Regions from separate parts of the Homo sapiens genome. Here regions 1, 2, 3 and 5 are each linked to region 4. Evidence: chromatin contacts called from ENCODE Hi-C or POLR2A ChIA-PET data. All regions are on one chromosome and are shown on one strand. Each heading gives the region's core, a stretch centred on a gene start or an enhancer-like site at or near the end of the contact. The rest is flanking DNA. Distances are from core to core; before and after follow the strand shown.

Region 1 (2,883 bases), core at 110-2,609, 380 kb before region 4:
CGGTGGCACACGCCTGTAATCCAAGCATTTTGGGAGGCCGAGGCAAGTGGATTACTTGAGCTCAGGAGTTTGAGATGAGAGTGGACAACATGGCGAAACCCTGTGTCTACAAAAAAAATGGAAAAATTAGCCAGGCATGGTGGTGCCCGCCTGTAGTCCCAGTTACTCAGGAGGCTAAGGTAGGAGGATAGCTTGAGCCTGAAAGACAGAGGTTGCAGCGAACCAAGAACTCATCACTGGACTCCAGCCTGGGCAACAGAGTTAGACCCTGTCTCAAAAAAAAAAAAGTTATTATCAATAGAAATGAATGTCTGGGTTATGATAAGGGATTGTGGACACCAAAGTTTTATCACGCACGTGAAGCCTCCAAGTGGCAGGTGGGCTCCAGAGAGAACAGATTGTAAATGTTTCTTACCAGTCTTAAGGTCTGTTGTGTTGATGTCAATGCTGAAGGATGTAATGAGGCATGTCTCATGTCCTGCTTCCCGTCATGGCCTGAACCAGTCTCTCAGGTTGGTTACATTTTAGACTGCCCTGGCCTAGGAGGAAGTCCGTTCAGATGGTTTGGTGTTGGGGGGGGGGTGGGGGCTTAGTTTTTTGTTTTGTTTTGTTTTGTTTTTTTGGCTTACAGAGTTTAGACTGAAGCCTTTGACTCTGTATCTGGCATTTCCTTAGACCACATGCTGTAGGGCTGGGCTCATGAAGGTTCTCACCTACACACCAGGTTGCTCCCTTGAGAAGGGGGACTTTGCTGGATCCTATAACCTAGCTAGTAGGAAGTAAAGGAGCTTGGGAACCAGACAAGCCTGAGTTTAAATCCTCTTTCCCGCGCCGCCCCACCTCCACTGATAGGTGTGTGACTCCGGGCAAATAAGTGATCGTTTTCTGTGCCTCAGTTTCCTCATCTGAAAAGTGGAGCTAGTAAGAACTCACAGTGGTTGCTACGAGGCTACGGTTAAGGGAAGACTTCTCCTGCACACCTCAAGCACAGTTTCCCTCCCCTTGGCGATATCCAAGAGCACTCACATCCGCCACAGCCCTCTCTGCTCATCGGGCCCTCGGGGTAGAAGTGAGTTAATTCCTGGCTAAATGTTAGTCTCAAACCACCGGGAAAACCACCCAGTTGCCCCAGACAGTGCAGCGGAGGGTGGGTGCGGCTATCAGGTCGACGCTAGAGACGCGGCGAAGGCGGGTGCGGAGGCCTAGCTCCCCCGAGCGCATTCCACCCTCCACAGAACCTCGGCCTGTGACCACGGCCTTTCTCAACACTGCGCCGCCCCCTGGCCGCCCCTCGCCATCCCGCCGCGCTGACGTGAGTGCGCGCGCGTCCGCCGCGCCCGCCCCGGCGCATGCGCGCTCTGCGCTGTCTTCTCCCGGCCTGAGCAGCAGCAGCTGCGGCGGCGGCGGCGTTTGAGTGGAGGAAGATGGCGGCTCCGGGCGGCTCGGGGTCCCGCCAGCTGTGAGGAGCCCCGAGCACGGCTGTCGCGGCCTGAGGCAGAGCGCCTCTGCTCTGGCCCTGTCCCTGGCTCCCTCATTACCGTCGCCAGCGGAGCGAACCCGAGAGCGTGGAGCGGGCTGGGCCAGGTGAGGCCTCTCCTCCTCCCCGGGCCGCAGAGGGGAGCCGGCGCCTTCTGCCCTTTATGCCCGGGACTGGCAAGGGGCAGCGGGCGCCCGGGGTCTGACGCAGGCCCCGTATCCCACGCGGGGGTCGGTCCTGGTTGGGCAGGGTGACTTGCTATCGCCGTCCTCGAGTGAGGCGAGGAGGAGGACAGCTCCTTTCCAGCCAGCCCTTGGGTTGGGAGCGAACCCACCCCCTCTCCTCAGCAGGGTGGTTCTCGTCCCCTCACCCGGGCAGTGAAGGGGTGTGTGGCCCGGGCAAGGATGGCTTTAGGGTGTCAGGTAATCTTTCATCGCTCCTCCGAACATTTCACTCCTTTGCGAGAGAGGAGTCGGGGGTCGGGTGCCCATCAAAATTGGGGCTGCGGCTGGGGGCTAGCATCTCTGAACCTGCAGCTGCAAAGGGATAATTTTGGAATTGGTTTACGTTAAATAAAACACAAAAGGCCTTTCCTATCCCCTAGCTTGTTGAGTGTTCCCTTAGAGAAATGGGAACTGCGGATCTCCTTGCTTGAGACAGCAATCCATGCTGTGACTGTGGAAGGCTTCTCTTGGCGAGAATTGTGTGTGCAAAGGGAACGGTGGAGGGTGGGAACGAATTTGTAAGCGAAGAGAAAACGATTGTGAGATCTTGATGGTCGCTGCAGAGTAACTTCAGCGCTGAGTTCGTTTGAAACCTTCGGTTTGTTAAGATTCAGAATAACCAATTGCTTTGTCTGTTAAATCTCCCGATTTCTGTTAGGAAAATAAAAGCCTCATTTCTTAATTGCCAGAGTCTGGATTTTTCTGTGGTGGGATTCTGATCGATCTAGATGAAGATTCTGACACATTACCAGTTTTACTTGCTGGCAGTTGCTGGCCCCGACGTTGAAACTATGTTGTTCCTTTTTGAGAACAACTTTTATTGCTGTTTAAATGCTAATTGGGAGACTTCGATTGTGTTTCTGTCATGTAGGGAAGTCGGTTTGAAGCCTTGTGGTCTCTTTCTTGAGGAATGATGGCTTCACTGAACTTGTGCTATGCAGAATTGTTGAGGCGATTGCTTTTGCTTGGACACACCAAAATATCTTTTGTAACAAATTGGCTTTACTTCTGCTTAAGAATGATGACATCATGGATTTAAAGAGGCAAGGAAAATTTGGGGGAAGTACCATCATTTAGAATTGAATATTTAGAATTAAGTCTGTATATCTTATGGCCATTAGTGATGCTGTGTTAAATTGCTAACTTTGAGTGTATTCACGTGTGTAATCTGATTGGGTGTCT
Region 2 (2,700 bases), core at 143-2,642, 260 kb before region 4:
CCCTCCTAGTGGCTAGGGGCAAAGTTTTAAAAACACAAAACCCAAACTGGCAGAACAGATAAGTACTTTAGAGTCAGGTAAGTGTGGGTTCTTTTTTTTTTTTTTTTTTTTTTTTTGACAGGGCCTAGCTCTGTCACTCAGGCTGAAGTGCAGTGGCATGATCTCGGCTCACTGCAACCTCCATTTCCCGGGCTCAAGCAATCCTCTCATCTCAGCCTCCAAGTAGCTGGGACTACAGGCGTGCACTACTGTGCCCGGCTAATTTTTGTATTTTTTTTTTTGTAGAGGCAGGGTCTTACTATGTTGCCCAGGTTGGTCTCAAACTCCTGAGCTTAAGCAATCTGCCCGCCTCAGCTTCCCAAAGTGCTGGGATTACAGGCGTGAGCCACCACACCCAGCCAGCTGTGGGTTCTGAGTCGGTTTCACACTGACTAGCTGTGCGGTGTGACCTCAGACAAGTCACGTTATGTTTCTGAGAGTCTTCGTCAGTACAAGAGGGTAATACTATTTACACAGGTTTGTTTATAGAATTAAATCAGGTGACCCCTGTAAAGTCCCCACTGTCTGGCACTTGGGTGGCCTTAGGTAAAGCTTAACTCCTAAATTATTCCTTTCAAAACAGTGATTTGCCCTACTTGAAGGCATTGCGGAAAGATAATGGTAAAAATTAAATGTAATAGACAAACTCTCAGTAATGACCCACCTGCACTCTTTCCAACCAGTGGGCATTTACTGAGCACCCACCTTCTGGGTAACAGGCCTGGTGTCCAGTGCTGGAACGGTGGAGAGGAGCTCAGAGTTTCAGAGCTGAAAAGTCAGCTCCAGGAGAGCAGGGACTTCTTGTTGGCCACTGTATTCCCAGCTAGGTGCTCAGTATTTGTTGAATGAATGAATGAATGAAAAATACAATCCAGCGGGCCTCTGACTCATTTTTTAAAACTTGAGCCAAGTCCCTTGACCTCTCTGAGCTGGTGTGTGTCCCCATCAGTGAAGCCAGAGATGTTTAAGTCATCTAGAGGTCCTGCCAAGCAGGATTAATAGAGCAATAATATTAATAATAGCAACAATCATAACTAAACATATGGAGCACTGCTATGGAGGGAATAACATGTTACGTCCACGTTATAGAAGAGGAAACTGAGACACAGAGAAGCATGAAAGGCTCCTGGAGGGGGGGTTTCATGATGTTTTGGAAGAAAGACTAGGGATCGGACGGAGTCATAGAGAAGAGGATCCACAACCCAGAGGAAAAGGCCTAGTCCAGAGCCACCGCGCGGCGCAGGCTGCGGACGTTGTAGGAGGGACGAACGCCTCCCGGAACCCGCCCAACCCAACCTCCGGCGTCTCCATGGCAACAACCTCCGCACATGCGCCGCGCGCACCTGCGCCGGAGCTGCCAGCACGCGCAGAAGGCGGACGCAGGCGGGGCGGAAGTGGGCCCGGCGGGCTGGGGCGGCGGGAGTGCGGGTGGGCGTTTAAAGGGGCCTTCGGCACCCAGGTCGGTTCGCCGCCGGGACTGCTGACGGGGAGGGCTAGGTAGCCCTGGGAGTCGGGATCTAGAAGGTAGAGGAGAAGCGGGGCTGTCTGACCCCCGGAGGTGACAAGGGGAGAGGGGCTGTGTGAATACCCTCCATGGGCAGTAATGGGATGACTATCCCCAGGGAGCATTGCGAAGGAGAGAGGCGGCTGAGGGACTGCACTTTCTGGGGCCCCCCGGGAGAGTCAGAGGGCAGTTAAGAGGGATCACAGGCCCGGCTTGGTACTGTCACTCCCCTTCCCACTCCCTGCTCTCAGCATTCTGTCACCTCCCTACCCCGTCGCGGTGCCCAGCCATGGCCAGACCTCCCGTGCCCGGTTCGGTGGTTGTCCCAAACTGGCACGAGAGTGCCGAGGGCAAGGAGTACCTGGCTTGCATTCTGCGCAAGAACCGCCGGCGGGTGTTTGGTAAGTGCCTCCCCCTTTCCTCTAGCCCGCCACTTGTCTTTCCCTGGGGAGAAGAGTGTCACCTGTTGCTCCCTGAGGAGAGCAGAGAGGCAGGGCAGTGAGGGCCTGCTCCACTGCAGTCTTCAGCAGTCTTCAGCCTGGGGGACTGAAAGCCCTAGCTCTGGGACCCCCACACCTAAATCTCCTTAGAGCTAATTCCATCGTCAGAGCCAGGAACATGGAAACAGCAGAAACCTTGCCAGCAACCACTGTCACCAGAGATGCAGTTGATTGAGCACTCCCCTGGTGCCAGGCCCTCTGTTGGGCACGTTACACAGTGCACGCCCATTTAACCTCTCAACAGCACATGGTACAGACTTGGCTAAGATCACACCCCAATAAATAGAGGTGAGCCTCTTCCATGTCCTGCTGTCTCTGGGATGAGACGCTGGTGTTCCCCATGGTGAAACTGACTCACCCAGGCAGGGCCCAGCTGTCAGGCCGGCAGAGGTGCCTGGAATCAGCTGTGGAGCCCAGCTCTGGCCAGGAGAAGCAAGGTGCCAGAAGACTTAAGACCAGAGAGTGAGATAGCTAGAACCAAAATTTGTGAATAAGTCAACTGTTTGTTTGTTTTTTTAAAAGAAATTATATTAAATTCAAAAAATGACCCTCTAGAAGGCTGGGCGCAGTGGCCTGTAATCCCAGCACTTTGGGAGGCCGAGGTGGGCAAATCACCTGAGGTCAGGAGTTCAAGACCAGCCTGGCCAACATGGCGAA
Region 3 (2,700 bases), core at 103-2,602, 460 kb before region 4:
ATCCGGGAGGCGGAGGTTGCAGTGAGCCGAGATCGCACCATTGCACTCTAGCCTGGACAACAAGAGGGAAACTCTGTCTCAAAAAAAAAAAAAAAAGACCCAACAGGAGATGGGGCTAGACGACCATCAATGGTTTGATGGTCCAACCACAGTTTGATGACAGAAAACAAATGTATTTTGGTTATTGTTGTTTTTGTTTTTATACTATTTTAAAATATGTCATGAATGTAATGTTCACTAACGCATCTTTTCACCATAAGATCAGCTATGAGCCCACGGTAACACAACTGGAAAGTAACAAGAGGAAATGTGGACGTTCCATCATTCTTGGGGTGCAGACCAATCCTGTATTTCCGAAAAACTTGGACAACCATCGCCTTCAAGAGCCACCCAGGCCCCCGCAAATACGAGCACTCCCCACCACCACTCAGTGGCACAAAATAGCCATAGGCCAGGTTGTCTGTATGAAGTGTATCTTTTTTCTTTTAATATTTTTCGTCGTTTTGATAGATAACGCATACAAAGAGTAGTAAAACGCAAACAGCACAAAAGGGAAAGGAAGTTTCCTTCCAAGGGCGGTTCCCCTCCCCTAGGGCAGTTTCCTGTGTTCCTTTGCAGAGATACTCAGTATGTTTACAAGCGTGTGTGTTTATTCGTCTCAGGTAGAGACCAGAGAAATATAGAAGGGGTCCTCCCAACTGCTCCAGGCTGTGATCAAGGGTGAAATTCGTGCGAAGGGATCTGGGTAGGAAGGGGTCCCTGGGCTTCGACCGTCACCTTAAAGCTCCCCGGGACCGGTCCTTTCAGCCGGCTCTGGGCTCCCTCCCCTCCTCTCGGGGATTTCCGTCTGTGATAGGGCACCTCCCCGCTTAAGGCTTTTCGAGGATCCCTTCAAGGCCACCGGTTAGCGCTGAAAGAGAAGCGTCTGTGACATCACCACCCCCGACCAAGTTTAGGGTACCCGGCAGCCCACCGGGGTCCCTAAGCGCTAGATACGGCTTTAACGCCCTCCCCGCCGCCAGGAGTCCCGTGCGTCGAACTGAGACGGGCGAAACTCTGGATCCACCTCCCTGCTCGGGCCTGGAACTGGAAGAAGCAGCAGCATTAGCTCCCCCTCGCCCCAAAACTGGCCAGGGCTGTCCTCGGTTCCCGCAGTGGGTGTGTCCGGGTGGCGGAGAAAGGGTTAAATTGGAGCTAGCCTGGTCTGGCGGTGGGTAGTCACCTGTAGCCACGGTTGGTAGCCCGCGGAGGGATGCGGTAGACGTGGACGTCAGGCTTGACACAGAGCACCGACTCGTACCCGCTCTCCTCCATCGCGACGCCTGGAGCCCACCGAACTTCCGGCGACTTCCACCGTTCCTCTGTCCGACGGACGGAAGCGGTGCGACTCTCTGACCAGGTTTCGGCTAGAGCGGCAGCTCGCGGGCCTCAGCACCGCCTCGTTTGTGCGCCCTCTGCTGGAAACCCGGCTCAAGACACGTGGCGGGCGACCTCCGGAGGCTTCTCCCTCCCTCCAGAGGCTTCTCCTTCCCTCCAGACACCCTCCGACGCAAAGAAAGCGCCCTGCGCCCGCCATGGACAGACCCCTCTGTAACCCGTGGTCTGGGTGTGGATCATCCCCATCGCTTCAGTTTCTTAGGCCTGGGGCCCAGTTGACCGAGAGGCAAAGCTGTAGCCCACCCTGCAGTATCTCTGTCCTCCAGCCTTTGCCTCGGCGCCTCCTCTGCCTGAATATCCTTCCCTCTCCTGACTGTAAGGCTCAGCTGGCACCTGACCCACCAGACTAAATAGATGCCATTACCCTACCACCCTCCATGCTTCCCCTAGGGGAACCCACTTATATGCTCAGGGCCCCGTGTGGCCAAACCTCAACAACGAGTTGTATTCAAAGAAGTAAAGTTTAGTAACACAAGTAATTTAAGAAGAATTCCAGGCCGGGCTTGGTAGCTCACGCCTGTAATCCCAGCACTTTGGGAGGCTGAGGCGGGCGGATCACCTGAGGTCAGGAGTTCGAGACCAGCCTGGCCAACATGGTGAAACCCCGTCTCTACTAAAAATACAAAAATTAGCCGGGCTTGGTGGCGTGTGTCTGTAGTCCTAGCTAGTTGGGAGACTGAGGCACTAGAATCGCTTGAACCCGGAATGCGGAAGTTGCAGTGAGCTGAAATTGTGCCACTGCACCTCAGCCTGGGTGACAGAGCGGGACTCTGTCTCAAAAAAAAAAAAAAAGAAGAAGAAGAATTCCAGTCTTAACTTCGATTTCTCCCAGAATATTCTGGGAGATACAATGTCTACCCTAGCCAAATTCTCAAAATCCCTCCTTCCCTACCATTCTCTCATTGAGTTGAGTGCCTGCAATGTGCCAGCCCCTATGTGGGGGTGAAGCTGATCCCAAACTTCTGATTCACTGAATACCCCAAACTTTCCCCACCCCTTCTTTCCTTTTCTCTCTCACTCTCCTTCTCCTTTTTACTTTTTTTTTTTTTTTTCTTCAGACAAAGTCTCACTCTGCCGCCCAGGCTGGAGTGCAGTGGTGCAATCTCGGCTCACTGCAACCTCCACCTCCCGGGTTCAAGCGATTCTCCTGCCTCAGCCTCCCGAGTAGCTGGGATTACAGGCACCCACCACCAAGCCTGGCTAGTTTTTGTATTTTTTTGGTAGAGACGGGGGTTTCATCTGGTTGGCCAAGCTGATCTTGAA
Region 4 (2,700 bases), core at 176-2,675:
TGTGTTCCCCAAAAACTACTGAAATAAAAATTAAAAATATAGTTAAAAAGAACGGGTGAAGTTAGCCAGTTGTGGGTGCACATGCCTGTAGTCTCAGCTACTGGGGAGGTTGAAATGGGATGCTTAAGCCTAGGGGTTTCAGTCCAGCCGGGCAACATAGCGAGACCCCATCTAAAAAAAAAAAAAAGAAAGAAAAGAAAGACGGCCGGGCACGGCGGCTCACGCCTGTAATCCCAGCACTTTGGGAGGCTGAGGCAGGTGGATCACGAGGTCAGAAGATCGAGACCATCCTGGCTAACATGGTGAAACCCCGTCTCTACTAAAAATACAAAAAATTAGCCAGGTGTTGTGGCGGGCGCCTGTAGTCCCAGCTACTCTGGAGGCTGAGACAGGAGAATGGCGTGAACCCGGGAGGCGGAGCTTGCAGTGAACCGAGACAGCGCCACTGCACTCCAGCCTGGAAGACAGAGTGAGACTCTGTCTCCAAAAAAAAAAAAAAAACCTAAAGACAAGAAGGGGTGAAGTCAACTGCTGGGCTTTTTTGTTTCTCTAGCCATTGTGAAGACAGGAGTGAGTTGCCAGATTGGCATATGTTGCATCCCACTGAAGGCTAGTGGACATGAATCTCTAGGGAACAGTCTCCCCACTGCATACTTTCTTCAGCTGTGCTTGGCTGTTTGGGAGCTAACAAAGAGAAAAGGTGCATTTGGATTCACACAGCGTTGGTATTCTTACCAAATCCATGTGACAAAAAGGCAAGGGGGCAAAAGAGCTTACAGTAGTGGCAAGAGTGTTGTTAAAATTATAGATTATGGAAAATATGCAGGCCTAGAAGTAAACAAAGGAGAAAGCCCTCAGACTGTGAGAAAGTGGAGAAGTCAGTGGCCTAGAGCTACCAAAAAGGTAGAAGAGGGGCCACGGAGGGGCCATGCAAGTCTGCAGACACTTTTGTTTTCAGACACCTTTATTCACGTCCAAGACAATCAGGGAAGGGGATAATGTTCGGTTTAGAAGGTAGAAAAACACAACTGGGATCTGCAGCTTTGAAGCCACAAGTAGATTCATATCTCCGGTCCACCACTTACAAGATATGTGACCATGGACATTGATTTACACTTTTTGAGTCTGTTTTCCCTTTTTTAAAATTAGGAGAATAATACTATCTTATAATTGGTGTGAGGATTTAAAGAGATAATGCATGTAAAGCGCTTAACACAGTGCCTGGCACACAGTAAGAGCTGAACACATGATGTTACTGTTATATTTGGAAGAGAAACCAAGGCAGGGGTACAATGAGGACAACTCTGAGCGCCGAAGTACTGTAAGGTGGAACTTTTGGATAGCTAGGCGCATGCGTCTGTCTATGGGCGCTCTCCTAGCGAGGACGCTGCGCATGCGCCGGAAGTTGCAGCCGGGAAGCCTGCGAGGTCGGTTCCGCCCGACTCTAACATGGCGGCGCCCTTTGTCTGCTCTGGAGTGCCGTCCCCGGCCTTCTCGCGGCCGTGATGCACCTCCCTCTGCGGTGGGGTCCGGGACATGGCAGGTGAGTGTCAACAATCGCCCGGGGCCGGGGAAGTCCCGGGAGCCGGGGCGGAGGCGGCGGAGGATGGGGCGCGGTGGGACGCCGGTGACGGTTGTGTGGGGGAGGGGAGGGAAGTGGAATGGGACGCCAACCGGGGCTGAGGGGACACCGCTGGGCGGGAGATTGTGGGGTGGCGGGGCGGGGGGCGTCGCCGGGCGTGCTGGCGGGGAGTGGGCGGCCAGGCGACCGCCCGGGCGAGGGGGCGCGTGTCACCTCCCGGGCTGGATGACACCCCAGCTGGTAGCATCTCCGCCCCCGCCGCACGGCTGTCACCGCCCCTTGACCCCGCGCGCTGTCGAGGGTGGGCGTTCTGCGGCCGCGAGGGAGCGCAGTGCCGGGGCAGCTCCTGTCGGCCGGCCGGGGCGGGAGGGAGCGGGGCTGCCCGGGCCTAGGAGGAGCTGACAGAGGAGGCCGACGCTGTCCCTGTATAAAAGCATTTCATTCATTCATTCGTACTGCGGACGGTGGTTCAGCACCTGATAGATGGTGAAGCTAGAGCGAGTGATGCGGGCGGACTCGATCCTCCAGGATCCTCGATCCTGGAGTTAGGAGTGTGAACCGTGGAGCCCAGCAGCGGGGTTTGAATCCCCATTCCCTGCTGTGACCTTAGGCACTTTTGGCTTTTTCTCTCTGCCTGGGTTTATTCATCCTTTAAGCAGAGATGATAATAAAATCAGCCTCCTAAGATTGTAATAAAGGGGAAATGAGGCTCCTAGAACACTTATGGGTACAAAGTAAATGCTGTGTGTTTGTTGCTGTTATTAATTGTATCACCATTGTCACCCAGAGCTCAGAGACCCATGTGGGAGACATACAGGTAAATCAGCAATTCTGATACTGCTGCGAGGGCAGAAAGCCCTCCTTCCTCTGAAGCACGGAGTAGAGACACATCACTCAGCCTAGGGGGAATCCCGGGAGGCTTCTGTCCCCCAGAAAGCTAAGATCTAAGGGAAGCTCAGCGGAGTGAGGCAGGAAAACGGGTATTCCCAGTTAAGGGTGTAGTTTGTGAGAAAACTCATCTTCGTAGAGAGAGGAGAGAGAGATCAGGCTAAATAAAGAAGCAGACTGGGCCGGGCTCGTTGTCTCACGCTTGTAATCTCAGCACTTTGGGAGGCCCA
Region 5 (2,740 bases), core at 146-2,645, 290 kb after region 4:
TGTTGCTTTTGAGGAATCTCAGTGGGAAAACAGACAATTATTTAAATATGATGGTTGATCTAATTAATTCTATCCATTTTGCTTCTTCAAGTAAAATAAGCTGCTGAGTCCCTCACCCAAGCCATTTTCTTTCTCTTTTTTCTTTCTTTCTTTCTTTTTTTTTTTTTTTTTTTCAGTTTCTGAGACTATCTGGTGAGCCAGGAATTCAAATTACACAAACACACACACAGAGAGGGAGAGAGAGAGAAAAATCCATTCTGATTTGGCCATTTAGGTTTTCAGTGAATATGGATTCTTTTAAATTTATTATTATTATTTTTATATCCAGCCCAAAAACGTCAGAATATGGATTCTACCTTCTAGCACGGACCCTTTTGCGGATATGCCAACTTCATCACAAATACATGCCCTTGACAGGTATGTACTCATTTCTACCTGGAATTGGGACAGTGATGTTTACTGCGGCAAGCCCCACAGCAAGGTGTCTGTGGTGTCACCCGGTTCCCCGGATCAGCATCCAAAATGCAATCCCCATGTACTTCAGGTTCTTATAATCAAAGCCCCTAGTGAACCTCTTCAAAGCTACCATCCTTGAGCAAGATTATTCAGGGGACTTCCCAGGAGCAGAGGCAATGTCGCCGGGACCCAGGCCATGGGAAAGTGAAGTTGCTTATCACTGGCCTCCACCCTGACTGCCAGACCCTGGGCGACGCCAGCCTGGCGGGGGGACCCGGGGATGCAGCGGATTCCACAGGAGGCTGCATGGGGTTCCTTCAGGAGCTCCCGGGGGCGCCGCTGCCCCAGTGGGGGACCGGAGGGTCGCTGACCCCTCTCCGGGAGGGCAGGGCCCCGGGCCAGGTTTGGGGAAGCTCCGAGGATGCTGACCTCAACTTTGTTCTTTAAAAATAGCTCCGAGGCCGCGGCGCTCACGTGAGCGGCGCCGCTTCCCCTCTACCGGCCCGGGGCTCCCGGCCGCTCGTCGCCCCCCGGGTCGCGGAGGGGAAGGGCGGGGGGCCCCGGCCCGGGAGAGCGCCGCCGGAGGGCGTGGGGGGCGCGGCGAGGAAGGGGCCCCGGCCGGGAGGGAGGCCGCGCTCACCTTCTTCACCGACAGCGAGATGTTCTCCAGGATCCGGTCCTTCACCTCCCCCGGCTCCATGGCGCTGCCACCGTCGCCGCCACCGCCACCGCCACCGCCGCCGCCGCCCCGCCGCCGCTTCCCGCGCCGGGGGCCGGGGGCCGCCGCCAACCGCTGCCGCCGGCCGTACGGGGGCTCCGTCGTGCCGGCCGCGGGGCCCGGCGCCCGCCGCCCGGCCCTCGCCTCGCCTGGGCCCTCGCTCCACCGCGGCCCGGAGGCTCCGGAGCGCGGCCGGCGGGGAAGGAGGCCGCGGGCTGTGCGCCGCGGCGGCGGCGGCGGCAGGAACTGATGTCAGGCGGGGCGGCGCCAGGGCCCGCCTGCGCCTGGGGACTCCGGGGACCCGGAGACCCGCACAGACCCTTGGCCGCGGCCCTCCCCAGAGACCCCGAGACCCGCCCCCAGCCCTCCTCAAGTCACAGACTCTCCCCGGCACCCCAGAGACACCCTCAGACCCCAGGGACGCCAGAGACCTCGACCCCGCCTGCCGGGGACCTCGGGGCTCCTCAGAGACCCTCCCCAAGCCCTCCTCAGCCCACAGATTCCTTCAGGGACCCCAGAGACACCCTCAGACCCCAGGGACTCCGGACACCCCGACCCCGCCTGCCAGAGACCCCCACAGACCCTGGGACCCCGGCCCTCCTCGGAGACCCTCCCCCAGGCCTCGTCAGCCCACAGATTCCCTCAGGGACCCCAGAGACACCCTCAGACCCCAGGAACTCCGGAGACCCCGACCCCGCCTGCCCGGGACACCGGCCCTCCTCAGAGACCCTGGAGACCCTCCCCCTCAGCCCTCAGGCCATAGACTCCCCCCTGGGACCTCAGAGACACCCTCAGACTCCAGGGACTCCGGAGACCCCAACCCCACCTGCTGGGGACCCCCACAGACCCTGGGCCCCCAGCCCTCCTCAGAGACCCCCAAAGACCCCGAGGCACTGGCCCTCCCCAGAGACCCTGAGACCCTCCCCACAGCCCTCCTCAGCCCACAGGATCCCCCCACAAAACCCCAGAGACTCCCACAGGCCCCAAGGACTCTGGAGACTCCGACCCCACAGGCCAGAGACCCCCACAGACCCTGAGACCCCGGCCCTCCTCAGAGACTCGAGACACCCACAGACCCTGGGCCCCCTCCCGCCGGCCCTCTTTAGTCCACAGACCCCTCCTTGGAGACCCCAGTGCACCCCACTAACTCTGGCCAGGGACCCCAAGACCCTCTTAGCCTGCAAGCCCCACTTATCTTCCTCCCCTTCCTTAGCCCAGCCACCCCCTCAATGTGCAGACCCAGGCCCCCTGGCTTTCGCAGCCTGGAGGACCCAGCACCCCCACCGGGTCAGCCTAGACTCCAGTCCCCAGCCCTAGACCCTCCCTGGGCCCCCTGGCCCTCCACAGCCTCCCCTCCTCAGTGCCTCACCCTCAAGGCCCAGTCCTACATTTGAGGTCCCTGGTGTTCCTCCCCACCCCCAAAACACACCCTCCTCACCTTCAGCCCCAATGCCCCATTCCCACTCCTTATCCTTATCCCTCTTCTTCAGCCCCACGTATCCCAAGGGCCTCAACTCCCTCAGCCCCTGAAACCCACCGTAACAACTCTCTTCCCACACACCCTCC

What was found. A loop is a pair of places that touch in the nucleus more often than their neighbours do. ChIA-PET counts read pairs that join two places held with the same protein, here RNA polymerase II (POLR2A). Pooled maps may share reads with other maps.
Region 1: a loop to region 4 is called in a map of OCI-LY7, with 4 times the contacts of the local background. The contact joins the promoter of FBXO42 here to the promoter of ZBTB17 in region 4. A Hi-C loop is called at or near these places in 8 of 168 maps with a recorded cell type or tissue (B cell, CD4-positive, alpha-beta T cell, CD4-positive, alpha-beta memory T cell and 3 more), 19 of 37 single-sample maps with no recorded cell type and 19 of 50 pooled maps. POLR2A ChIA-PET finds 5 or more read pairs at or near these places in 8 of 52 experiments (GM10248, GM12878, OCI-LY7 and 5 more).
Region 2: a loop to region 4 is called in a map of CD8-positive, alpha-beta T cell, with 20 times the contacts of the local background. The contact joins the promoter of CPLANE2 here to the promoter of ZBTB17 in region 4. A Hi-C loop is called at or near these places in 1 of 168 maps with a recorded cell type or tissue (CD8-positive, alpha-beta T cell), 2 of 37 single-sample maps with no recorded cell type and 7 of 50 pooled maps. POLR2A ChIA-PET finds 5 or more read pairs at or near these places in 1 of 52 experiments (naive thymus-derived CD8-positive, alpha-beta T cell).
Region 3: a loop to region 4 is called in a map of CD8-positive, alpha-beta T cell, with 20 times the contacts of the local background. The contact joins the promoter of NECAP2 here to the promoter of ZBTB17 in region 4. A Hi-C loop is called at or near these places in 2 of 168 maps with a recorded cell type or tissue (CD8-positive, alpha-beta T cell and naive thymus-derived CD4-positive, alpha-beta T cell) and 8 of 50 pooled maps.
Region 5: a pooled map shows a loop between it and region 4 (7-fold over the local background). The contact joins the promoter of PLEKHM2 here to the promoter of ZBTB17 in region 4. A Hi-C loop is called at or near these places in 1 of 168 maps with a recorded cell type or tissue (B cell), 8 of 37 single-sample maps with no recorded cell type and 9 of 50 pooled maps. POLR2A ChIA-PET finds 5 or more read pairs at or near these places in 4 of 52 experiments (GM10248, GM12878, activated CD4-positive, alpha-beta T cell and 1 more).

The regions. Positions count from the first base shown.
Region 1 is chr1:16,350,956-16,353,838 of GRCh38, reverse strand. FBXO42 (F-box protein 42) reads left to right here and starts at 1,359. Exons shown (of 10, transcript NM_018994.3): 1 at 1,359-1,584. RefSeq lists an enhancer at 1,320-2,094.
Region 2 is chr1:16,235,875-16,238,574 of GRCh38, reverse strand. CPLANE2 (ciliogenesis and planar polarity effector complex subunit 2) reads left to right here and starts at 1,392. Exons shown (of 5, transcript NM_030907.4): 1 at 1,392-1,944. The coding sequence starts at 1,833. RefSeq lists a silencer at 1,335-1,514 and an enhancer at 1,355-1,899.
Region 3 is chr1:16,439,376-16,442,075 of GRCh38, reverse strand. NECAP2 (NECAP endocytosis associated 2) reads right to left here and starts at 1,352. Exons shown (of 8, transcript NM_018090.5): 1 at 1,223-1,352. The coding sequence starts at 1,314.
Region 4 is chr1:15,974,826-15,977,525 of GRCh38, reverse strand. It overlaps ZBTB17 (zinc finger and BTB domain containing 17), which reads left to right and starts at 1,425. Exons shown (of 16, transcript NM_003443.3): 1 at 1,425-1,543. RefSeq lists enhancers at 1,061-1,560, 2,452-2,561 and silencers at 1,562-1,661, 1,702-2,031.
Region 5 is chr1:15,682,975-15,685,714 of GRCh38, reverse strand. It overlaps PLEKHM2 (pleckstrin homology and RUN domain containing M2), which reads right to left and starts at 1,395. Exons shown (of 20, transcript NM_015164.4): 1 at 1,097-1,395. The coding sequence starts at 1,156. RefSeq lists an enhancer at 412-471 and silencers at 702-771, 1,292-1,371, 1,462-1,541.